3 separate regions of the Homo sapiens genome follow, and regions 2 and 3 are each linked to region 1. Evidence: chromatin loops called from intact Hi-C (ENCODE). Cell type or tissue: heart right ventricle. All regions are shown on one strand.

Region 1 (5,000 bases):
CCCAGGTAGCTGGGATTACAGGTACCTGCCACCATGCCCCGTGAATTTTTTGTATTTTTAGTAGAGAAGGGGTTTCACCATGTTGGCCAGGCTGGTCTCGAACTCCTGACCTCAAGTGATCCTCCAGCCTTGGCCTCCCAAAGTGCTGGGATTAGAGGCATGTGCCACCACGCCCAGCCCATTCTTAGTATTTCACATGATGTGTTTAGCATGTCCTAGCAGCCTCATCTACCCAGGTTCGAATCCTGATGCCACCACTTATTAGCTGTCTAATCATGTGCATGTTAACCCAGCTCTGAGATCTCAGTTTCCTCATCTGTAAAGTGGGACTGATGATCCCAAAGGGTCATTGGGAAGATTAAATGACTTAATATATGAAAATTGTAGAGCAGTGCTCAGTTTATAACAAGGGCTATGGAAATTTTTGCTATTATTATATTTTATTTAATCTTTATGACCAAGCTCTGGGTATGGTATGATGGCCCTACATTACAGATGATGAAACTGAGGCTGCGAGGAGTAGGCATCAATCAGCAAATCAGCATCTAAGGGGAGGATCTGGGGGCCAGTCACAGTGGCTCACGCCTGTAATCCCAACACTTTGGGAGGCCAAGGCGGGCAGATCACTAGAGGTCAGGAGTTCGAGACCAGCCTGGCCAACATATAGTGAAACCCTGTCTCTACTAAAAATACAAAAATTAGCTAGGGGTGGTGGCGCACACCTGTAGTCCCAGCTACTTGGGAAGCTGAGGCAGGAGAATCACTTGAATCAGGGAGGCAGAGGTTACAGTGAGCTGAGATCGCGCCACTGCACTCCAGCCTGGGTGACAGAGCGAGACTCCATCTCTTAAAAAAAAAAAAAAAAAAAAAAAAATTGGAGGGTGGGGAGGCGGGAAGGAGCTGAGATTTGAACCCAAGTCTTACTGATGCCCAAGCCTGTGTTTAACCACTACCCTCACCAGCCTCCCTGGCTTCTATGAAGCACATGACACATCACACAGGTGCTTTTTCAACCCTGTGTTGGGAAGGCAGGGGCAGGAATCAGAGAGGGGAAGCAATTGGCCCAAGGGCACTCCGCAGTCCTTCCTGAAGCTAGGTTTCCTGAGTCCAGCCCTGGGCTTCCACCTGGCAGGTGTGGAGACCAGGGCTGCTGCCTCTGCTGCCTGATGGACATTCCGCCCAGGCTGGGGGCTGGGAGAGTCTTGAATGCTCACAGTGCATTCCAGGGCCCTATTTGTCTGTCTGGAAGCTACTATGAAGCAGCAAACCCCACCCTGTCCCTCGAATGCAGGAGAAATAAGGGGGCCAGGAGTTCAGATCTGAAAATGTCCAATGCACCATGCAGTTTCTCAAAGGAAGCTGGGTTTAGCTTTGTGCTGCACACACACACACACGCACACACCAGTTATGCCTTCACACCCACAGACACACTCAGGGAGGCACAATCCATCATACCACACAGCCCCTGCCTCAGACATACAAGTAACATCCATGAACCATCGCATATTCTCTCTCTCTTACGCATGTGTCCCAGACACACTCCTTTCACCCGGGGACACACATCCTCCTCACTCCAGCATGCACGAGCCTCAGAATGCCTGTGTTCTCTCCCACACGGACCCCCCACCACCCACACATACACTCAAACTCCCACAGGGCCATCCTCAGAAACACGGGCTGTCCCTCCCATCCACTGCCAGATGCACAAATGGCCTCATGGTCCTCGAGTGCACAACCTGAATACCCACCTCTAAAGTACAAGACCCCCTCCTGGGACTGCCCCTGCCCTGCCAACAGGCTTTGGGGGTCGGGAAGAAGTGAGGGGGGCCCAGGGAGAGGATGAACCCTCCACAGCCTCAGGGTAGCCCTCAGCTCCCTTCCAGAGTCAGCTCAGCCCTGTTCTCCCCCCGCCTCGCTCACCCAGAACACACACTGTTTCACAGGCACCGGGAAAAGAGACAGGTCTTCGGGAACCTAACGTGCTGGGCATTCCACGGCCATTGATGTATTTAATCCCAGCAAAATCGATGTGGACACTGAGGCTCAGAGAAAGCAGACATCCACCCAAGGACACACAGCCAGAAAGGGGAAGGGCCCTGGGGCTGAGCCAGGGGTGCCTGACCCCACAGGGTTAGGGCACGCAAAGAAAATGCCAGGGGTGGAGGCTCCATCAGCGGCAGTAGAGGCCAAGCTAGAGAAATGGGGTGTGCAGTGAGTGCCCGGCCACCCCCTTACCCTAAATCCTACCCATACCCCACCATCCACCCACTACCCCGATGCAAAATCTCTGGCCCCTCTGGGAGGGGAATGAACTGGAGCTGCCCGGAGCGGGGCCAAGTGGGCGGGGCACGGGAGGGTTGAGCGTGGGCCGAGGCTGCCACCTGCTGGACAAGCCGAACCCAGGCGCAGAGGAGGTGAAGAGGGAGGAGAGGAGCCCAGAGCCGTTAGGCTGGGTGGCCCCCAGCCCCATAATGCAGTATCCATCATTTCTTCTCGGCCCAGGCTTCCACCCACCAGGGACTCCTAGGGCCAAGTGGGTTCATGCCCCTTAACTCACCCCACACTCTCTGCAGTCCCATGGCACGTGGTGGAGACACAGAAGGGGAGACTGAGACCCTGAGGGTTCCTCAGTGAGGCAGGGGAAGAGCTCTGAACACCTGCCCATACCTGGCACGGGACAAGGCATCACACGTGTGTTGTGCACTGAATCCCAGCCACTGGCCTGGAGCTGTAAGAAGCCTCCATGTTACAGAGGGGGAACCAATGGACACAGGTGGCAGGTGTGGGGTCGAGGCTGGAGCCCTGCTACTGCCTGACAGCCCCTTCATCCCTAGAATCTCATGTGAGGAGAAGAGGGAGAGGGGAGAAGGCCTCTCAGCTCTGCCAGCCTGGTCCTGATGGGGAGCCCCTCACCAGCCATGGTGGGCTCCAAGCCCAGAGGCAGGGCACCCCCAGGATGCAGGCAAGGAGGGTGGTGTTGGCAGGGAAGATGGAACCGTCAGGGAAGACCAGGTGCCCCAACGAAGGAAGAGGCACCAATACTGAAAGCCAAGGCCACCCCAGTAGACAGAAGGGAGGCCAGAGGGACCAGTGATTTGCTGAAGGCATCTGGTCCATGCAGTGACAGGGCTGGAAGGAGAAGCCAGGGCCCTGGCTCTGTAGCCAGGGCAGCCCGTGCACCACAACAGCTGCCTGCCGCCAAAGCGGGTCCATCCTGGGGGTCCACCTCCAAGTGTGGCCACTGGGATGGGGCACATGGAAGTTTCTAGAACAAGGCTTGCAACTTGACAAGTGCATGTGAGGCTTGTTTCTGGGGGCAGCTGAGCAGAGGGGTCAGAGCAAGGCTTTGGGCCCCAAGAGACCACTCAGTGTGTGACTTTGGGCAACGGTGTACATCCTCCTGAGCCTGTTTCCTTATCTGTAAAGGGGGATAATAACTTCCTCCTAGGGATTCTGGGAAAACTGAGTCTCAGGCAAAGCAAATGCTAACATTGGTCATTAGATGGGATGAACCTGACTCTGGGGGACGTCTGTGCCCTGGGGGCTTGTGTTTATACACACACACACACACACACACACACACACACCCTCAGCCAGATGCTGGGGCAGGGGACAGTTCCTCATTTCGGACACTGACTGCCGGTGGGGGGATGTGGATGGGGTATTGCTGTGGTCAGTCTGGCTCAGCACCCAAAAGAAAGTGTCAAGTCAGGGAAAATTCTGGGAAAGGGGATGTGGGATTGGGGGAGGGCACGAGAAGGGGAGGGGGCCCAGCCCTGCTTTGGGCAATCCTTGCTCTGACCACTCAGACACCGTGTCCTCTTGCCTGGGAGAGGGGAAGCAGATCTGAGGACATCTCTGTGCCAGGCCAGAAACCGCCCACCTGCAGGTGAGGCCCGGACCCCTGCCCAGGTATGGGCAGATGGCCGTTTCCTCCACCTTCCGCCACCTTCCTGAAATGTGGTGCCAGGGGCAGCTTGGTGTGTGAGGGGAAGGAGGGTTCCCACTCCTGCTGGGCCCCGGGGCCTGGGCTGAAGAAAAGGCCCCACCATCCATCCATGGTGAGGCTCCTGGGGGAGGAAGGAAGGCGAGCTCCCGAGGGCTGAGGAGGACGGGCCCTGGGGAATGAGAGGGTTGGGGGCAGGTGAGGGGCTGGCGGGGACAGCTCAGCTCTCTCCCTCCCAGTTCCTTCTCCGGGATGGACGTGGGGCCCAGCTCCCTGCCCCACCTTGGGCTGAAGCTGCTGCTGCTCCTGCTGCTGCTGCCCCTCAGGGGCCAAGCCAACACAGGCTGCTACGGGATCCCAGGGATGCCCGGCCTGCCCGGGGCACCAGGGAAGGATGGGTACGACGGACTGCCGGGGCCCAAGGGGGAGCCAGGTGAGTCTGCTGGCCTGGTTTGGGGGTTTGGGTCTGGGGCAGGGATCAGAGTGTCTGTCTGGGGCTGACCAAGGGGGCGGGGGACAGCAGGAAGTGCTTGCCTTGCTGCCACGCCTGCCCCAGGGCAGAGGTGGACTCTCACGGTGTGTCTGGCTCCTCTATCCTCAGAGCCCAGGCTTCAGGCCACCCCAGAGGTGACCTTGGGCCCAGCGCACTTCCATCTTCCTTCTCCTCCTTACCCGATTATAGGGAGGGAATAAGAGCGCCTGCCCCCAAAGGTGGCCAGGAGGCTCACAGGAGACAGTGCAGGGAAAGTCTTCTTGCCCTGCAACATGGGCACCTGGGGAAGCTGGGGCCCACACAGTGAATATATCCAATGCACGACTGCCAGGGTTCAAATCCCAGCCCCTACTGATTCCCTCTATGTGAACCCGCACAAGTTACTTAACCTCGCAGTGCCTCAGTTTCCTCATCTGTAAAACGAGGAGATGGTAGCACCTGCTTCACAAGGTTGCTGTGAGGATTAAGTTAACTTAAATATAAAACAGCCCTGAGCACCTGGGAGGTCTATACAGGTGTAGGCTATTTTATCATTGGTTTTATCAGATATCCATGCTCACC
Region 2 (5,000 bases), 540 kb before region 1:
GACTTACAGAGCTAGCCCGAATGGCAAATATGTTTGAATTAAGCATTTCCTGTAGACTGTGTTTAATAGTTCAGATGGGTAGGAATGCAGTTCAAAAAACCTGTCAAGCAATCCCAGTAGTATTTTCTGATGAACCCTCAAGTCCTTCTGGATAAGACCCCAGCTAGTGCTGAAATGTGGTGAGGCCTGTGTTTCCTCCCTGAAAATAATGACCAAGATTTTACATTTGCACAGTGTGTCACGTTCTTTCAGTTTATTCCCACAGTCTGTGAGGTGGATAGGCCAAGGGTGATAATTCATTACATTTTAAAATAAGGGTATGGTCTCTGGGAAGGAAAACAATTTGCTTAGAGTTGTACAGCTGTTTGGTGACTACACTTCAGGCCTCTGTTTTTAGGCCAGTGTTCTTTTATGCCAGCCTGGTCCTGCTCTCTTCTGATAGAGGTTCTAAGGAATTGTTACCTTGTAGTAACCAGTGATCTATGGATCATGACTGTGGGGTTGAGAGTCGTAACCAGTGCCTTTTTAGCTCATAGAACTCTTGGAGGAGCTAATGGTACTTCCCCGTGGGGCCAGTGGTGGGTCTGATGCACCTCTGGGAATAATAGTAATAATAAAAGGAAGAAACAAAGTGTGATTTGCCCGATTGAGGGTGACTAGGAGTGACTTTGGGAACACATCTAATTGTTTGTCAGTAGATTATTTTGCCACATTCAGTCACTGCCTACAGTGATTTACAGCCATTATTTCTTAACATGCTGCATTTTTCTTTGGTATGCCTTAGTGGTATACCTGGTATAGATCTGAAGGTACTGTATAGTTAGTTTGCCTACATAACACTAACAATGCAGTTCATTCCTTTGTTCATAAATTCATTTATTTAACAAACGTCTGCTTAGTACCTGTATTCGTCTGTTCTCAATGCTGCTGATAAAGACATACCCAAGACTGGGTAATTTATAAAGGAAAAGAGGTTTAATTGACTCACAGTTCAGCATGGCTGGGGAGGCCTCAGGAAACTTACAGTCATGGTGGAAGGGGAAGCAAACACGTCCTTCACATGGCGGCAGGAGAGAATTGCAGAGCAAAGTGGTGGGGGGTAGGGGGAAGCCCCTTATAAAACCATCAGATCTTGTGAGAACTCATTATCACGAGAACAGCATGGAGGTAACCGCCCTCATGATTCAGTTACTTCCCTCCAAGTCCCTCCCATGACATGTGGGGACATGGGGATTATGGGAACTATAATTCAAGATGAGATTTGGGTGGGGACACAGCCAAACCATATCAGTACCTCTCATGATGCAGTAGGATGACCAAGACAAAATTCTTAAACTGGCGGGACTTACATTCTAGTAGGGGGAGGCAGACATGATTAAAATGTGTATGTCAGAGATGGTGTTAAGTGCTGTAGAGAGAAAGTACGGGACTCCACAGTCCCATCAGGTCTGATTACTTACACTTCTCGGATTTAAAAAAGGAGATCCTTGAAAGTCTTAAAAGGCTATAAGGAAGAAAAACTGCTTCTCAAAATCTAGGTTTTGTATATATCGTAGAACTGTAAGTATTTTAAAGAGCTAGAAGATTCAGATTATGTTTATTTCCTCTCTGATTTTAATTGCTTTGAGGATATTATAGTCTTACTTGGTTCAAGTTAGTTGAACTTGGTTCAGGCCAAGTTATCAGTAATGGGAATGATAATGATAGGTGAGTCTCTCTTTAAAAAGACAATGGGAAGGACTTTTAGAGGTTATTTAGACTAGCCCTCTCAATTTTGGCGGGGTGGGGTGAGTGTAACAGCTTTATTGAGATATAATTCCTGTACCATACAATTCACTTAAAGTGTACAAGTCAGTGGTTTTTAGTTTATTCACAAAATTGTGCAACTATCACCTGATAAATTTTAGAACTTTCTCTTTCCTTCAAAAACTCTTTTCTTCAAAAACACCCTTTAGCTGTCATACCCTGAAACTTTCTGCCCCATCTGCCCAGCCCTAAACAACCGCTGAACCACTTCCTGTCACTGTAGATTTGCCCATTGTGAATACTTCGTATAATTATAATATGTAGTCTTTTTTAACCAACTTGTTTCACTTAACGTGTTTTCAAGGTTCATCCGTATGGTAGCATGTGTCATTACTTCATTCCTTTTTATGGCTAAATAGTATTCCATTGTATGGAGATACCACATTTTGCTTATTCATTCCATCAAATGATGGACACGTGAGTTATTTCTACCTTTTGGTTACAATGAACATTGTGTACACATTTTTACATGATCTCTCAGTTTTCAAATGAAGTAAATGTAGTGGGGTGATTTGCCCAGTTCCCAGTGTGGTTCCAATGCATTGTGGGGCTCCGGAGGAGGCAGTGGTGCCACCTGCTTGACCAAGATCGTAGCTAGCTGTGAGGAGCTTGGAGCATGTAGGCATTTCTGGAAGAATTGAAATTATGTTTAGTTTCAGGGCCTTCTGTTCCTTCAGGAGGAGTGATACAATGGCATGAGGATGGACTTTGGTATCACATTTTCTACTGAGCCTCTGTAACCCTGGACAGGTGACTTCTATAAGCCTTGGTTTTCTCATTTGAAAAATGGAATTAATAATGTACCTTGCAGTGTTGTGAAGACTAGCAATAACATAGGTAAAGCACCCACCAGATCTAGCTGTGTAAGTGGTATCATCATTTAGGAAGTTACTGGAAGGACCAAGGAAAATGACGATGAGGTGGGCCTGTAATGATCCAGAGCAGCCACTAGATGGCAGAGAAATAGCAAGAAAAGACTGGCTGGTTGTGCACCTGGAACTTAGTAAGGTTTGTTAAGCTTCTTTCTAATTGTCCTTAAGAGGAGAGTACAGGCTCCCACATTGCTGGGAAAAGAGCCCACCGCCCACAGAATGTCATCACCCCATACCTGCAGCCTGTGCAGATATAGAAACACTACTGTGCGCCAAATTCGATAATCTTGCTTCTCATTTCTTAAAATAATTGCTGCCAATTCCCTAGACCCCAGTCTGCTTGACTGTCATGAAATTGCCTTTCAGTTAACCTTCAGCCAAGTATCAGTCTTCGTTCTCCTTGTCTGTTTTATTTATTTTTATTTTTTACTTAAATTGGGTCATGAGTCAAGCCTTGTAGATTCTGTTGTTGGGGAACTTGCAGACCAAGACATCCTCTGTTTTAGACAGATATATTCCATCCCTACAAGCAGAATTAAAGTTAGACTGTCAGGGAATAGTGAAATGTCTGTGTGTGGGATGATGCTTGGAGAAAATTGGTCGATTTCAGGGCTGTTTAGGTTGTTTGAAATAGGTACAAGCAGAGAACTTTTGAGGGCAGCCATTGGGACTGTTATACCAGATGACCTCCCCCTTCTTCCAGAGTTCTGAGTCTAGGTGCCCAGAATGGGTAAGTCAGTGGAAGGTTCACCTTTTCCCTGGGCCATTTAGGAGGACTTCCGGCTCTTGGTTTCTCTCAGCCCCCTTTTGCTGCCAGGGAGGGCAGTTGTGTTTCTAATTGAGTTGAGGCTGCCTGGTTTGTAGAGGCCAGTGAATTGAGGATAAAAAAAGCAGATGAGTTAGGGGCAAATTGGTAGGATCTTGGGGCTGGAAGTAGCCTTGAAAAAGATCACTTGGTTCAGCAATGAATGTCTGACTTAGGAAGACACTAAACCTCTAGTCCTGAGACCCTGCAGCTAAACTGAGAGGGTCTTGGGCAGGCCTGAAACTTAGACAGAAATATATGGCTGAGGTCGGTTCCTGGGCCTCAGCAGGTCTGGTTCTTGTTCATTGGGAACCAAATGGCTCTGGTCTCACACTGCCTGATTTTCTTAATGTCTCTGCTGTCTTAACTTGTGTTTGAGCCTCTCCTATCTAGCATGGTGTTGAGCACATAGTTCAGTTCTATGAACAGAAGGAAGGGAGAAGAGGAGTCAGGAATGCAAAAGAAGGCAACAGGGAAAAAGCTTGCATGGGTCGTAATACATTGTATTTATAAAGCTGCTGAGAAAATGCTTTCATGTTCATCTTCATAAAAGCCTGTGAGGCAAATAGAACAGGTGTTTATTTTACAAATGAGAAAACTGGCTTAGAGTTGAGCTTCTACAAGATTTTACAGATTGAACTGGAGTCTTTTGGTTCTGAATCCAGTGTTCCCGCTACTCAAACACCTTACTTTTGTGGGTGGTGCCTCTTCTCCCTTTTCTGTGGTTAGGAAAGCTAGAACTGGCCTTCTACTCATTCATAAAGTGGGTAAGAGTCATCCTTGGAGTATGTAGGGATTTCATCCTTAGCACCTCTCAGGTCCCTGTTTTCCTTCCATGAAGCCACGTACCGTTGAGACAGGCTGTTGCTCAGATTGAGGTAGAAGTGATTTACGGAAACTGGCCTGGCAGTGGCTGCTTTGGGTTCCAGATTAAGGAATCTGGGTTTTGCCTCCATCATACGAATTTTTCCCTTCATGTGTTAAAGGGAGTCCTCCTACCCTTTTTGGGGTTGAGAAACTAGAAGTTAAGGAAGAAGGAACTTTCTTTTTCTTTTTTTTTTTTTTTTTTGAGACGGAGTCTTGCACTGTCGCCTGGGCTGGAGTGCAGTGGCACGATCTCAGCTCACTGCAGCCTCTGCCTCCCGGGTTCACGCGATTCTCCTGCCTCAGCCTCCTGAGTAGCTGGGATTACAGGTGCATACCACCACATCCGGGTGATTTTTGTATTTTTAGTAGAGACGGGGTTTGACTATGTTGGCCAGACTGGTCTCGAACTCCTGACCTTGTGATCCGCCCACGTTGGCCTCCCAAAGTGCTGGGATTACAGGCGTGAGCCACCATGCCTGGCCAAGAAGGAGCATTTTTTTCAAAAGCAGTTTTCAGGTTACCAGAGAAGTTACAGGTTTTGGGATAAAACAAACCTAGGTTTCAAACCCCTTCGTGCCATCTAATAGCTGTGGCTTTGGACAAATCCATTAACCTCTAAGCTTTAGTTTCATTATCCCTAAAATTAAATC
Region 3 (5,000 bases), 220 kb before region 1:
GGATGGGAACCTTGAAAAGCCCTCTGTGATTTTCCTTTTCACATCAGGCTTGGGGCCAGGCAGACATGGGTTCAAATCCTTGCTCTGCCACTCATGAGTTATGTGATCTTGGGAAGAGACTGAATGTCTCCGGACCTCAGTTTCCTCATCTGTAAAGTGGGAGTGGTTATAGGAGTGTACGGAACTGTTGGGTTTGGATTAAGGTGTCCAGCCCACTGCCTGGAATGCAGCACTTTGACTTGCTTATTGAACATCAAAATTAATTTACCGCCTTTTTCCCTCAAATCCTGTTCTTCCTCTGGAATTCCCTGTCCTGGTAGGGGTCTGTAATACTTATATCTAGGATGTCTATAATACTTACACATCCAAGGAGGGGTGGCCCATGTTCTCACACTTTCTATCAACTCCGTCATAGCTGTCTTGCACAGAGGTGAATCCATCACAGCTGCCTTGCATGGCCATTCCTCTCCACCCACTTTGGCCATGGCTCTCCATCCAGGACAAGGTTATGGCAAATCCTTCATCACTGGTTTCCTCCTTCCAGCCTCCTTACTCCTGCTGGGGTGGTTACATCAGCCCCTCTCCATGTCTCACTCTGAAACACATGTTCAGAGCACAAAGTCCAAACTGCTCAACCGAGCCAGGACGCCGAGGTCCCTCATGATCTGGGCCCCTCACTCCCACCTCCCCAGCATCATCTACTCCCACCCTGCCTCCCACACAAAACAACTCTCCCTCCCCAAACTCTCAGTGTTCCCTGAGGATGAGGCTCCCTGCTGCTCTGTGCCTCTAAGCCTCTGCCCCCTGCCCCCTGCCCCAACCACCCAGAACGCCCTCTCTGACAACCTCCTCTGCAAGCCCTCTGCAACTGCTCCCACCTGCCCAATTCTTCCCACGTGGAGCCAAGCACTCTCTCCTTCAGGCCCCACCGGCCTCTCTCAGACCCCCATGACGGCCCTTCCCACCTGTATGCGGCAGGTTTACCTGACTAGGCAATCCAGGAGGGAGGCGAGAGCACTGAATGAGAGCAATGCCTCTGGGGTCCTGTCTCCTGGGATTTACTGAGAGGACGTGTGGAGTCCTAGCACCATGTCTGCTGCATATAGATGCTCAGCAAATGAAAGTGATTCTTTTTATGGCTATCTCCCCATGAGGCTGCAAATTCCTAGAGCAAGACTCATGTCTTAATTATCTTTGCATCCCCAGCAACTAGCCCTGTGATCTGGCCCACAGTAGAAGTTTAACAGATGTTTTCACATGGATGAATGGATGGATGGATACATGGATGTATGGATGGATAAATAGATGGATGGTGTGGCTGAAAGAGGAGGAAGAAATACATAAGAGCTGCCATTTAGCTGGTAACTAGGCAGTGACAGAAACGTGCATAGCACTTTACAAAGCAATGTCAGCCAAACCCAACCACGGAGATTGATTCTATTTTTATCCCTGTTTCATGGTGGGGAGGAACTGGCTCAGAGAGGTGAAGACACCTGCCAGAGTTCCATAGTGATGACATTGGTGACAGCCGATATTCAAAGTCACTTCTGCCTGGTTACAAACCCCATGCAATTTCCATTTCTCCACGCTGCTTCCTAAAAGGAAGCAGTTGGAATAGCAGCCGCATCTGAAGGAAATATGAACTAGAATTTATGTCGAGATTGCTAAAGTTCCAGCCTGGCCAACACAATGAAACGCTTTCTCTACTAAAAATACAAAAATTAGCTGGGAGTGATGGTGCTGCCTGTAATCTCAGGTACTCAGGAGGCTGAGGCAGGAAAATCACTTGAACCAGGGAAGCAGAGGTTGCAGTGAGCTGAGATCTTGCCATTGCACTCCAGCCTGAGGGACAGAGCGAGACCCTGTCTAAAAAAAAAAAGAAAAGAAAAGAAAAAGAAAAAGAAAAAGATTTCTAAAGTTACCAGGTGCTTCACACTTATTTTATTTAATCCCACGAGAAGGGAGGCTGCTATCTACCATCCCCATAAAGAGATGAGGAAACTGAGGCCCAGGGAGTTTGGGGAAGGGCAGGCAGATCCAGAGCCCTTTACTGCTGCCTGAGCCATTCTGGTTTCCAGATGCTGGAAGTATCTACAGCACAGAAGTGCTGGCCTGGAAGGAGGGTTCTGGGTCTAAAAGTTAAAGGCAAACAGTGGAGGGAGGAAGGTATTGGCGTCTCTGGGTCATTGGTCAGAGCTGGGGTCTTAGGTGCCCAGGAAGTATCACTGTTATAACTGTTATGAATGATAAACTGCATTATTAGAGATGCTATGTAACCATATACTATAACATTACTTACGTTGTTAGGGAACTATAGGGTGTCCAGAGCACTTTTGTATGTACCACCAATTTTTCCCCACAATTCCTTCAAGATGTGCAAGCCGGGGACTATCACAATCTTACAAAGCAAATGGCTGCAGAGGAGTCACATGGATTCCCCCAAGGGCATATAGTTAGCAAATAGTTTCCCTAGTCTCAACACAAACGTTTCCGATTCCTGGTTCGGTGCTGTTACTCACACACCTGCAGCCTCTCTGAGCCCCTGGTGTGTTACGGGTGCTGTTTAGTAAGCCGATACGAGCACTGATAGAGAGCGAGAGAAAAACACAGATGGGTCGGAAAAGGAAAGCTGAACAATGGCTGGGAAATGGGGAAGGAAGCTCTGGGGGGTCCAGTAAAGGGACCGGCAGTCCAGGCTTCTCTGGGCCCCTCCTCACGTCCCAGCCTTTGCTGGAGCCACATATACAGCTGGCAACCCTGATGCTGGCACGAGATGGCGCCCTTGGATGGGGAACAGACTGGAGTCAGCCTGGACAGACTGGTGATTGGCTGTGAGCACTGCTGACTGGGCTGTCTGCAGTTTCTACACTGCCCCTGGACAGTGGGCACATCGGCTTGTGCTTCAGAAAGGCCCTTTCAAGACTCCTTTACTGAAATCCTAGGCCTGTCCACTCAAACGCACAGTCACAGGGTGAATCAGGGGTGTTCACAGTTATCCCCAGCCAGGTGAGTCCAAACAGGTGGATACAGAATTTTTTTTTTCTTTTTTTTTTTGAGACGGCGTCTCGCTCTGTCGCCAGGCTGGAGTGCAGTGGTGCGATCTCAGCACATTGCAGCCTCCACCTCCCAGGTTCAGGTGCCTGCCTCAGCCTCCCAAGTAGCTGGGACTCCAAGCGCGCGCCACCATGTCCAGCTAATTTTTGTATTTTTAGATACAGAGTTTCACCATGTTGGCCAGGATGGTCTCGATCTCGTGACCTTGTGATCCACCCACCTCGGCCTTCCAAAGTGCTGGGATTACAGGCATGAGCCACCACGCCCAGCTGTGAATGCAGATTTTACCCAGAGTCCAGGCCTCCCAACTGAGTCCCACGAAATCAAACTGTTGGGTTTCAACAGAGATCTTTCTAAAGTGTATTGATCCCTTCCAATGGGACAGGCATCATACTAAGTGCTTCCTCTGCATGTAAGGCTGTCAGGTAAAATACAGGATGCCCAGTTACATTGGAACTACAGATCAACACGGAATAATTTACTAGCATGAGTATGTCTCAAATATTGCATAGGACATACTTATGCTAAAAAGTTATTCCTTGATCTGGAATTCAAGGTTAACTGAGCACCCTGTATTTCTATTTGCTAAATCTGGCAACTCTATCTGTATTATTTCATCTTCGCAGCCATAGAGGGAGAAGATCCCATCTCCACTTTACGGGCATTGTAGCTGAAGCTCCAAGAGATAAAGGAATTGGTCTGTGTTTTACATGCGGGTGAGTGGTGGGGCTGCGATGCCAATCCAGGCCTGCCCAGTTCCCAAGTCTGCACCCTCACTGATTTCCTCTCTAACCAACACAAGGGGCAGAGGAAAAAAAATGCTGAATGCCTCTGGCCTTTCAGGGAGATGGTCAGCTAAAAATGGGCTCTGAGGGCATCAGATGTAAATATCTTCAATGTGAGAATAATAAAGGTTCTGTTGTAAAACAGGAATGAGTCTTATACATCATCCAACCAAGAGACTTTGGGGTTAACAGGTGGGCTCTGAAAACAGATCGTTGAGTAAAAGCCCCAACTCCATCCATTACTAGCTGTGTGACCTTGGGCAAGTTAATCAACCTTTCTGTGCCTCAGTTTCCCCATTAAGAAGTTGGGGATAATAACAATACCCGTGTCATAAAGTTGTTGTAAGCATTAAATGAAGTATACATGTAAAATATTTAGAACGGTGCCTGGCACTTGTAAGCACCCCAAATTATGTATTCTAGCTCATGTCTGTAGACCAACTGCTTCGCTCCATGAAGGAGAACACTGAAGCCCAGAAGCCTCGCTCAGGACCACACAGCAATCGGGTGGCTGAGCAGAGTCTCAATGCCAGGTCTCCAGGCTGATGTCTGTGATGCTGTCTTAAAAGAACAAGAGAGAGAAATCGGCATCAGATGGCAGCAGGCGCCCGGTTCCTGGTGTTCCTATCCTGATTTGTCTCACGCCTTTCAGTACAAAGGAATCCTACCACTTCTAAGGTCATTAGCAGAATTTAAATCCTCCAGTTCTTTTGCACCAGTACAATGTACATTTATTTCACTCCCTCCACAAACCATTATGGGGGCTAGCCACATGCCAAGCACTGTGTTAGGCACACAGGATATAAAGAACCTTGGCACATGGCCCCTGTCTCCGCCCTGTTGAGAGAGGGAGAAAAGCAAGTAGATGCCAAAAGATAGGCTGGGCATGGTGGCTCACACCTGTAATCCCAGCACTTTGGGAGGCCCAGGTGGGAGAATCACTTGAGGTCAGGAGTTCGAGACCAGCCTGGCCAACATGATAAAACCCCATCTCGACTAAAAATACACACAAAAAGATTAGCTGGGAGTGATGGCACATGCCTGTAATCCCAGCTACTTGGGATGCTGAGGCTGGAGAATCGCTTGAACTTGGGAGGTGGAGGTTGCAGTGAACCGAGATTGCACCACTGCACCCCAGCCTAGGTGACAGAGTGAGACTCC

What was found. Hi-C counts contacts between places; a loop is a spot of excess contacts. Peaks named below come from ENCODE experiments on the same cell type or tissue, not always from the same donor. Only the 100,000 strongest peaks of a DNase experiment are listed, where the experiment ranks them.
Region 2: a loop joins it to region 1, with 3 times the contacts of the local background. A loop is called at or near these places in 25 of 110 quality-filtered maps.
Region 3: a loop joins it to region 1, with 24 times the contacts of the local background. A loop is called at or near these places in 105 of 110 quality-filtered maps.

What each region holds. Positions count from the first base shown.
Region 1 is chr1:22,639,826-22,644,825 of GRCh38, forward strand. It overlaps C1QC (complement C1q C chain), which reads left to right and starts at 3,808. Exons shown (of 3, transcript NM_172369.5): 1 at 3,808-3,889; 2 at 4,186-4,379. The coding sequence starts at 4,199. In heart right ventricle, CTCF peaks have their summits at 2,389 (motif pointing left) and 2,590; DNase peaks (open chromatin) are centred at 2,066, 2,356 and 3,746; H3K27ac peaks cover 942 bases; H3K27me3 peaks cover 1,130 bases.
Region 2 is chr1:22,103,066-22,108,065 of GRCh38, forward strand. No RefSeq gene overlaps it. Among named protein-coding and RNA genes, the nearest start is that of WNT4, 38 kb to the right of the region's middle. In heart right ventricle, a CTCF peak has its summit at 2,754 (motif pointing right); no DNase peak of the experiment used is centred here.
Region 3 is chr1:22,417,857-22,422,856 of GRCh38, forward strand. It overlaps LOC105376856 (a long non-coding RNA gene), which reads right to left and starts at 1,108. Exons shown (of 3, transcript XR_947058.2): 1 at 985-1,108; 2 at 362-595. RefSeq lists an enhancer at 1-289. In heart right ventricle, a CTCF peak has its summit at 2,768 (motif pointing right); a DNase peak (open chromatin) is centred at 2,785; H3K27ac peaks cover 1,712 bases; H3K27me3 peaks cover 863 bases.